Regions from separate parts of the Homo sapiens genome. Here region 1 is linked to region 2. A link is an interaction called in ENCODE POLR2A ChIA-PET data of the cell type or tissue named here. Cell type or tissue: Panc1. All regions are shown on one strand.

Region 1 (5,000 bases), 750 kb after region 2:
AGGAGGGGGAAACAGGGCCCAGTACCGTGGCCCCGGGTCGGGATGGAACGCAGTATACCTCTCGCTCTTGTCAATTTGGCCAACTTGAAACAATGTTGCCGCCTCCCACCGAGTTCCCGACCGCCACCAGAGGCCCCGCCCCTGCTTCCCGCGTTTCCCTGGCTCCGCCCCCAGGCCTTTCTATTGGTCAACGTCAGAGCCGGGGGGCGAGCCCAGCGCTCCTCCCCGCAAATGATCCCGCCCCAGGCAAGTTTGGTTCTTGGGGGCTAGACAAGTTTCTTCCCCGGTGGGGCGGCTGAACACTCTTCCCAAGTACCTGCTTTGGGTCCAAGTTTCCTACCTATGTCTCTAGTCTGTAGGGATTTCTTGATTTCTAACTCACTATTTTCACCAATCCTGGGGAAAATATGTATCGACCTAAGGTTAAATTCCACCTGGCCCAGGAGCCTCCTTTGGAAACCAGGAAGCCGGGAATCTCGTTGCAAAGGAATCCTGGGCCTCAGAGGAGTCGTTGCCTCTGCCTCATAGCATACCCCGACACTGTCTCTGTTTTGGGATGCAGGGTTCTGTTTCTGTCTTTTTGAGAAGTTCCTGGTTTAATTCACTCTCCCATGATAAACTGTTGTGTCTGGTATGTGTTACGCAGCTGCCTTTCAGTTAGCTCTTGCCCGGGAGTGCATCAAGATGAGAGTGACCCAGTGAAACCAGAAACTGTCATTGAGTAGCAGGATGGGAAAGCAATGTCTAGGGACCAGGATCCCTTTGTCAGTTTTTCCTTTTTCCTCTCCTCCGGCCCCTCCCAGGCCTTCTCTGAGGGAGAAGAGGAAGGGCTATGCAAATGAGCACCCTTTTCTTATATAGGGGCCTATCCCAGTCCCCCCAGTGCCTTTGGTTGCTGGAGGGAAGAACACAATGGATCTGGTGCTAAAAAGATGCCTTCTTCATTTGGCTGTGATAGGTGCTTTGCTGGCTGTGGGGGCTACAAAAGGTATGTGTGGATATGTGGACATGAGCAGGTGTGAACTTGGGGATGAATTCCCCCTGCTCTGGTTTCTGTCCTCCTAATGGGAGATAGCGGCAATATTTCAGGCGTCTCCCACTCATTTGATTTAGTGAGGATGTGGGCACCTGGGCTCCCTCCCTACATGGAGATTTGGGATTTTGCCTGAAAATAATCTCATATGCTTGGAGGGGCAGAAGGATAGAAGGTCTCTGTGGCACTGATTCTGAGGCTTCCTTGGCAGTGAGCTGGAGCACGGGCTCCAAAGGGGTGAAATGTGCAGGAGACTCTTTTAGGAAACGTCTCTTGGGGTAGGAGATTTAAAGTGGGGAGTCAGAGAATGTGGTATTGGGTAAGAACACTAAGGAGATACAATCCTCTCCTCTTGGGATGGGTACGGGTGAACACAGCCCAGACCTTTTGTTCTGGGGCTGGAGAGATAGGCAGAGGGGTCTCAGCTGAGCATCACATGAAAGGGCTCTGGGGGATTGGGCCTCGTGACAGGAGCAAGGGGCGGGGGTGGGGTGGTGAGAGGGTCTGGAATGTCCCGTGCTGCTCTGAGGAGAGTTGGAAGTGGAGAAAGAATGGGGTATCTTATGACTTCTCTTGTTCTAGTGGTGGGATGCTCAATAGATGATTCCAGATCCTCCCCCAGCAGAATCAACTAGGGTTACAGCACACATTAGAAAGGGAATGAGGCCGGGCGCCGTGGCTCACGCCTGTAATCCCAGCACTTTGGGAGGCTGAAGCAGGTGGATCACGAGGTCAGGAGTTCGAGACCAGCCTGGCCAATATGGTGAAACCCCCGTCTCTACTAAAAGTACAAAAATTAGCTGGGCATGGTGGCACATGCCTGTAGTCCCAGCTACTCAGAAGGCTGAGGCTGGAGAATCACTTGAACCCAGAAGGCAGAGGTTGCAGTGAGCCAAGATCACACCAATGCACTCCAGCCTGGGTGACAGAGCGAGTCTCCGTCTCAAAAAAAAAAAAAAAAAGAAAGGGGATGAGGCCCGGCACAGTAACTCATGCCTGTAATCCTAGCACTTTGAGAGGCTGAGACGGGTGGATCACTTGAGGTCAGACCAGCCTGGCCAATATGGTGAAACTCCATCTCTACTAAAAATACAAAAATTAGCTGGGCATGGTGGTACGCACCTGTAATCCCAACTACTTGGGAGGCCGAGGCATGAGAATCGCTTGAACCTGGGAGGCAGAGGTTGCAGTGAGCCGAGATCACACCATTGCATTCCAGCCTGGGCAACAGCAAGACTCTGTCTCAAAAAAATAAAAAAAGAAAAGAAAAGAAAAGAGATAAGGAGGCCGGGTGTAGTGGCTCACACCTGTAATCCCAGCACTTTGGGAGGCCGTGGTCATAGGATTGCTTGAGCCCAGGAGTTCAAGACCAGCCTGAGCAACATAGTGAGACCTTGTCTCTACGAAACGTAAAAAAATTAGCCAGGCCTAGGCCAGGCTTGGTGGCTCACGCCTGTAATCCCAGCACTTTGCGAGACCAAGGCAGGTGGATCAGCTGAAGTTGGGAGTTTGAGACCAGCCTGACCAACATAGAGAAACCCAGTCTCTACTAAAAATACAAAATTAGCTGGGCGTGGTGGTGCATGCCTGTAATCCCAGCCACTCAGGAGGCTGAGGCAGGAGAATCGCTTGAACCCGGGAGGCGGAGGTTGTAGTAAGCTGAGATCGTGCCATTGTACTCCAGCCTTCCAGCCTGGGCAACAAGAGCGAAACTCTGTCTCAAAAAAAAAAAAAAAAAAAATTAGCCAGGCTTGGTGGTGAGCACCTGTGGTCCTAGCCACTTGGGAGGCTAATGAGGAAGATGGCTTCAGCCTAGGAGTTTGAGGCTGCAGTGAGTGATGAACGTGCCACTGCACGCAGGGTGAGAGAGCAAAACCCTGTATCAAAAGGAAAGGAAAGGGGAAAGGGAAAGGAAAGGGAAGGAAGTTTCTGCAGGAAAGGGAAAAATGGGGTGAGGGTAGTTTTTGCTGTGCTGAACTATATACAGAAAGGAGAGGAGAGGGGAGGGAAGGGGAGGGGAGAGAGGTTTCTGCAGGAAAGGGAAAAATGGGGTGAGGGTAGTTTCTGCTGTGCTGAAATACATACATTATATCCCAGCCCTGCTTTCTCCCTAGATGTTTAGTGTCACAGATTTCTAGGAAGTTCTCCTTGATGTGACTTTCCTCGCTGTGCTGCAGTTTCAAGTCTTTTTCTTTTACTATATTCCTTAATGTATCCTGGAAAGAGTCTGTTCACACCCACCCACCTAAGGCTCTTAACAAAAAGACTGTACTTATATTTTGGATCCTGATTTTAAAAATCATAAGACATTTTTCCAGATATTCATGAAATTTTATATGGACTGAGTTTGATAATTTTGTCTAGCATGAAATGACATTGTGCTTATGCAAGAAAATACTCATACATTTTAAATTTGTAGGGTTAAAATAACACGATGTCTGGGATTTGCTTTTACATACTTTAGCCAAAACAAAAACAAAAACAACAACTAGTAAGGATAAACAAAGCAAATGTGGCAAGGTGTTGATAGTTGTTGGACCTGGGTGGGGCAGATGGAGGTCCAGCATATCCTTTTCTTCTCAGACCTCTCTTGGTCAGTTACAATAATTTTGTCTTCCCTGTCCCCATCCCCAATCTCTGCCAGCCTCTAATCCATCCTCCTCACTGCTTGCCATCGTGATCTTTCTAAAACACAAATTTGATCATGTTCAAAAGTAAATTTTTTTTTTTTTTTGAGACGGAGTCTTGCTCTGTAGCCCAGGCTGGAGTGCAGTGGTGTGATCTCGGCTCACTGCCACCTCCGCCTCCTGGGTTCAAGCAATTCTCCTGCCTCAGCCCCCTGAGTAGCTGGAACTACAGGTGCCCACTACCACGCCCGGCTAATTTTTGTATTTTTAGTAGAGACAGGGTTTCACTTGGCCAGGCTGGTCTCGAACTCCTGACCTTGTGATCCACCTGCCTCGGCCTCTCAAAGTGCTGGGATTACAGATGTGAGCCACCATGCCTGGCTAAAAGTAAATTTTATGGTATGTGAATTATGTCTTGATTTAAAACAAAACAGGCGAGGCGCAGTGGCTCACGCCTATAATCCCAGCACTTTGGGAGGCCGAAGCGGTTGGATCACTTGAGGTCAGGAGTTTGAGACAAACCTGGCCAACATGGAGAAACCATGAAACATGGCGAAACTAAAAATACAAAAATTAGTTGGGTGTGGTGGTGGGTGCCTGTAGTCCCAGCTACTTGGGAGGCTGAGGAACGAGAATTGCTTGAATCCAGGAAGCGGAGGCTATAGTGAGCCAAGATCACGCCACTGCATTCCAGCCTAGGGGGCAGAGCGAGACTCCATCTCAAAAAAAAAAAAAAAAAAAAAAAAAGAGTAATAATAAATAAATAAACAAATAAATAAGGGGTTTTTTGTGTTTTTTTTTTTTTTTTTTTTTTTGAGATGGAGTCTTACTCTATCGCCAGCTGGAGTACACTGGTGCAATCTCAGAATCTCAGCTCACTGCAACCTCTGCCTCCCGGGTTCAAGCAATTCTCCTGCCTCAGCCTCCCAAGTAGCTGGAACTACAGGTGCGCACCACCATGCCCGGCTAATTTTGTATTTTTAGTAGAGACAGGGTTTCCCCATGTTGGCCAGGATGGTCTCTATCTCTTGACCTCATGATCCACCCGCCTCAGCCTCCCAAAGTACTGGGATTACAGGTGTGAGCCACCACACCCGGCCAAATAAATGAGTTTTAAAAATGCACTTCAGCCGGGCGCAGTGGCTCACGCCTGTAATCCCAGCACTTTGGGAGGCCAAAGCAGGCAGATCACCTAAGGTCGGGAGTTCGAGACCAGACCAACCAACATGGAGAAACCCCATCTCTACTAAAAATACAAAATTAGCCTGGCATGGTGGCACATGCCTGTAATCCCAGCTACTCAGGAGGCTGAGGCAGGAGAATCGCTTGAACCCAGGAGA
Region 2 (5,000 bases):
AACCAAAGACTAATCTTAATAAAGTTCCCTCTGAGGTAGTCCCTAATCCAAAAGGCACCCCCAGCCCTCCATGTATAGTCAGTACTGTTCCTTACCACTGTGTGACTCCCATGGCCTCTATTCAATCTGGAGTGGCCTCCCTTCCTCAGACAACACCCACAACTACCCTAGCCATCGCTTCCCCTCAAGTCAAAGATACCACCATTTCCTCAGTTCTGATTTCTCCACAAAACCCAGGAAGCCTCAGCCTGAAGGGGCCTGTTAGTCCACCTGCTGCCTTATCTCTTTCAACTCAGTCTCTTCCTGTGGTGACCTCTTCTCAAAAGACTGCGGGTCCCAACACCCCCCCAGATTTTCCCATTTCTCTGGGCTCTCATCTTGCACCTTTACATCAGAGTTCTTTTGGTTCTGTCCAACTTTTAGGTCAAACAGGTCCTAGTGCTTTGTCAGACCCTACAGTGAAGACCATTTCTGTAGATCATTCTTCCACAGGGGCCTCTTATCCTTCTCAGAGATCTGTAATTCCTCCCCTTCCTTCCAGAAATGAGGTAGTTCCTGCTACTGTGGCTGCCTTTCCAGTGGTGGCTCCATCTGTTGACAAAGGTCCCTCTACCATCTCTAGCATAACCTGCAGCCCTTCTGGCTCCTTAAATGTAGCTACCTCTTTTTCATTATCTCCTACAACCTCTCTCATTCTCAAAAGCTCTCCTAATGCCACTTATCATTATCCTTTAGTGGCCCAAATGCCCGTTTCTTCTGTTGGAACCACCCCACTTGTGGTGACTAACCCCTGTACAATTGCTGCAGCACCTACTACTACCTTTGAGGTAGCTACTTGTGTTTCTCCTCCAATGTCATCAGGTCCCATAAGTAACATAGAACCAACTTCCCCTGCTGCCTTGGTTATGGCACCTGTGGCTCCCAAAGAGCCTTCTACTCAAGTAGCAACCACTCTGAGGATACCAGTCTCTCCTCCTCTGCCAGACCCTGAAGACCTCAAAAATCTCCCCAGTTCAGTATTGGTTAAATTTCCAACACAAAAAGACCTCCAAACTGTACCTGCCTCTCTTGAAGGAGCCCCTTTCTCTCCAGCCCAAGCAGGACTCACCACCAAGAAAGACCCTACTGTATTACCGTTAGTCCAGGCAGCCCCTAAAAATTCCCCTTCTTTCCAAAGTACATCCTCTTCTCCAGAGATACCTCTTTCTCCTGAAGCCACCCTAGCAAAGAAAAGCCTTGGGGAGCCTCTCCCTATAGGTAAGCCAGCCAGCAGTATGACCTCCCCTCTGGGTGTTAACTCCTCGGCCTCTGTAATCAAGACAGATTCTTATGCAGGCCCAGACTCTGCTGGTCCGCTTCTCAAAAGTTCTCTCATTACCCCAACAGTGGCTGCATTTCCTTTGGAAAGTGCTGACCCTGCCGGGGTGGCTCCCACAACTGCCAAAGGTACCTCAACTTATACAACTACAGCCAGCCCTTTTCTAGAAGGAACTGTCTCTTTAGCTCCTAAAAACCACCCAGTTAAGGAAGGTACTCTTACTACTTTACCCTTGGTTCCTACAGCTTCAGAAAATTGCCCTGTGGCTCCATCCCCCCAGAATACCTGTGCTCCTCTGGCTACCTTAGTGCTGGCCCCTGAAATCCCAAAGTCTGTGCCCTCACCCTCTCTTCCCCCAGCTGGGACTCCTCCAGGTACAAAAAAGGTTGATGGTATTTCTCATACTTCAGCATTGGCACCTGTTGCTTCCTCTCCCAAAGAGTGCCCAACTGAGGACTCTGGTGCTTCTGCTACTGCATCTTCCAAAGGAACTCTGACTTACCTAGCTGATTCCCCATCTCCTTTAGGGGTTAGTGTGTCTCCTCAGACTAAAAGACCTCCAACCAAGAAGGGTTCTGCTGGCCCTGATACTCCTATTGGAAATCTCTCATCCCCTGTTTCTCCAGTTGAAGCTTCATTTCTTCCAGAGAATAGTCTTTCTTTCCAAGGCTCTAAAGACTCACCAGCCACGACGCATTCTCCCACTCCTCCATCCCCCAAAGGGGCCCCTACTCCCTCAGCTGTGACTCCTCTGTCTCCCAAAGGAGTAACACTACCCCCCAAAGAGACCCCCACTCCTTCAGTGGTGAATCTGCCCTTCCCCAAAGAGGGTCCAGCTACTCCAGCACCCAAACAGGCTCCTGCTCTATCCATGACTTCTTCCTCCCCCAAAAAGGCCCGAGCAACTCCAGCCCCTAAAGGAATCCCAGCTTCCCCATCCCCCAAAGGGGCCCCCACACCCCCAGCTGCAACTCCTCCCTCCCCTAAAGGAGGCCCAGCTACCCCATCCCCGAAATGGGCCCCCACACCCCCAGCTGCAACTCCTCCCTCCCCAAAAGGAGGTCCAGCTACTCCATCCCCCAAAGGGGCCCCCACACCCCCAGCTGCAACTCCTCCCTCCCCCAAAGGAGGTCCAGCTACTCCATCCCCCAAAGGGGCCCCCACACCCCCAGCTGTGACTCCTCCCTCCCCCAAAGGAAGTCCAGCAGCTACCCCATTCCCCAAAGGGGCATCCACACCCCCAGCTGCAACTCCTCCCTCCCCCAAAGGAAGTCCAGCAGCTACCCCACTCCCCAAAGGGGCCCCCACAACCCCAGCTGCAACTCTTCCCTCCCCAAAAGGAGGTCCAGCTACCCCATCCCTCAAGGGGGCCCCCACTCCCCCAGCTGCGACTCCTCCCTCCCCAAAAGGAGGCCCAGCTACCCCATCCCCCAAAGGGGCCCCCATGCCCCCAGCTGCAACTCCTCCCTCCCCAAAAGGAGGTCTAGCTACCCCACCCCACAAAGGGGCACCCACAACCCCAGCTGCAACTCCTCCCTCCCCAAAAGGAGGTCTAGCTACCCCACCCCCAAAAGGGGCCCCCACAACCCCAGCTGCAACTCCTCCTTCCCCAAAAGGAGGTCTAGCTACCCCACCCCCAAAAGGGGCCCCCACAACCCCAGCTGCAACTCCTCCTTCCCCAAAAGGAGGTCTAGCTACCCCATCCCCCAAAGGGGCCCCCACAACCCCAGCTGCAACTCCTCCCTCCCCAAAAGGAGGTCTAGCTACCCCATCCCCCAAAGGGGCCCCCACAACCCCAGCTGCAACTCCTCCCTCCCCAAAAGGAGGTCTGGCTACCCCATCCCCCAAAGGGGCCCCCACAACCCCAGCTGCAACTCCTCCCTCCCCAAAAGGAGGCCCAGCTACCCCACCCCCCAAAGGGGCCCCCACTCCCCCAGCTGCAACTCCTCCCTCCCTAAAAGGAGGTCTAGCTACCCCACCCCACAAAGGGGCCCCCAATCCCGCAGTTGTAACTCCTCCCTCTCCAAAAGGAGGCCCAGCTACCTCACCCCCCAAAGGGGCCCCCACTCCTCCAGCTGCAACTCCTCCCTCCCCAAAAGGAAGCCCAGGTACCCCACCCCCCAAAGGGGCCCCCACTCCCCCAGCTGTAACTCCTCCCTCCCCTAAAGGGACCCCTACTCTCCCAGCTACAACTCCCTCCTCTAAAGGAGGCCCAACTACTCCATCCTCCAAAGAGGGCCCCACTCCCCCAGCTGCAACCCCCTCCCACAAAGGAGGTCCCGCTATGACTCCTCCCTCCCCCAAAAGAGGACCAGCTATCCCATCTCCCAAAGGGGACCCCACTTCCCCAGCAGTGATTCCTCTCTCCCCCAAAAAGGCTCCAGCAACTCCAGTCACCAGAGAAGGCGCAGCCACCCCATCCAAAGGAGATCTCACTCCCCCAGCAGTGACTCCTGTCTCCCTCAAAAAGGCCCCAGCAACTTCAGCCCCCAAAGGAGGCCCAGCTACCCCATCCTCCAAAGGGGATCCCACCCTCCCAGCAGTGACTCCTCCTTCCCCCAAGGAGCCCCCAGCCCCCAAACAAGTTGCCACTTCTTCCTCTCCCAAAAAGGCCCCAGCAACTCCAGCCCCCATGGGGGCCCCCACTCTGCCAGCTGTGATTCCTTCTTCCCCCAAAGAGGTCCCAGCTACCCCATCCTCCAGAAGGGACCCCATTGCCCCAACAGCGACTCTTCTCTCTAAAAAGACCCCAGCAACTCTAGCCCCCAAAGAGGCCCTCATTCCCCCAGCTATGACTGTTCCCTCCCCTAAAAAGACCCCAGCAATTCCAACCCCCAAAGAAGCCCCAGCTACCCCATCCTCCAAAGAGGCCTCCAGTCCCCCAGCAGTGACTCCTTCCACTTACAAAGGGGCCCCATCCCCCAAAGAGCTCCTCATTCCACCAGCTGTGACTTCTCCTTCCCCCAAAGAGGCACCTACTCCTCCAGCTGTGACTCCTCCATCCCCCGAAAAGGGCCCAGCAACTCCAGCCCCCAAAGGGACTCCCACTTCCCCACCTGTGACTCCTTCCTCCCTCAAAGACTCCCCTACTTCCCCAGCTTCTGTCACATGTAAAATGGGGGCCACTGTTCCTCAAGCATCTAAAGGGCTTCCAGCAAAGAAAGGCCCCACAGCTCTGAAAGAAGTACTTGTTGCCCCAGCTCCAGAAAGCACGCCAATCATCACAGCTCCCACTCGGAAAGGTCCACAGACCAAAAAGAGTTCTGCTACTTCACCTCCTATATGCCCAGATCCCTCAGCTAAGAATGGTTCTAAAGGACCCCTTTCCACAGTGGCTCCAGCCCCTCTACTCCCTGTTCAGAAAGACTCTTCAAAGACAGCAAAAGGCAAAGATGCTTCTCATTCCCCAAAGGGCCCCTTGGCTCCTCCTGAGTCTAAGGCGTCCACCCCTCTAACAGCAGCTGCCTTTGAGAAGGTCCTTCCTAAACCTGAATCAGCATCTGTCTCTGCAGCACCCTCCCCACCAGTCTCTCTGCCTCTTGCTCCCTCCCCAGTTCCCACTCTGCCTCCTAAACAGCAATTTCTGCCGTCCTCTCCTGGGCTGGTGTTGGAATCACCCTCTAAACCCCTTGCCCCTGCTGATGAGGATGAGCTGCTGCCTCTGATTCCCCCGGAACCAATC

Evidence for each region. ChIA-PET counts read pairs that join two places held together with the same protein. Peaks named below come from ENCODE experiments on the same cell type or tissue, not always from the same donor. Only the 100,000 strongest peaks of a DNase experiment are listed, where the experiment ranks them.
Region 1: POLR2A ChIA-PET joins it to region 2 with 9 read pairs; 2 of 35 experiments call an interaction of 5 or more read pairs at or near these places.

What each region holds. Positions count from the first base shown.
Region 1 is chr12:55,961,924-55,966,923 of GRCh38, reverse strand. It overlaps PMEL (premelanosome protein), which reads left to right and starts at 882. Exons shown (of 11, transcript NM_001384361.1): 1 at 882-988. The coding sequence starts at 913. It overlaps CDK2 (cyclin dependent kinase 2), which reads right to left and starts at 94. Exons shown (of 7, transcript NM_001798.5): 1 at 1-94. RefSeq lists an enhancer at 324-403. In Panc1, no CTCF peak of the experiment used is centred here; no DNase peak of the experiment used is centred here; H3K4me3 peaks cover 769 bases; H3K27ac peaks cover 732 bases.
Region 2 is chr12:56,715,983-56,720,982 of GRCh38, reverse strand. It overlaps NACA (nascent polypeptide associated complex subunit alpha), which reads left to right. Exons shown (of 9, transcript NM_001365896.1): 3 at 1-5,000. Among named protein-coding and RNA genes, the nearest start is that of NACA, 6.8 kb to the left of the region's middle. RefSeq lists an enhancer at 48-167. In Panc1, no CTCF peak of the experiment used is centred here; no DNase peak of the experiment used is centred here; H3K27ac peaks cover 14 bases.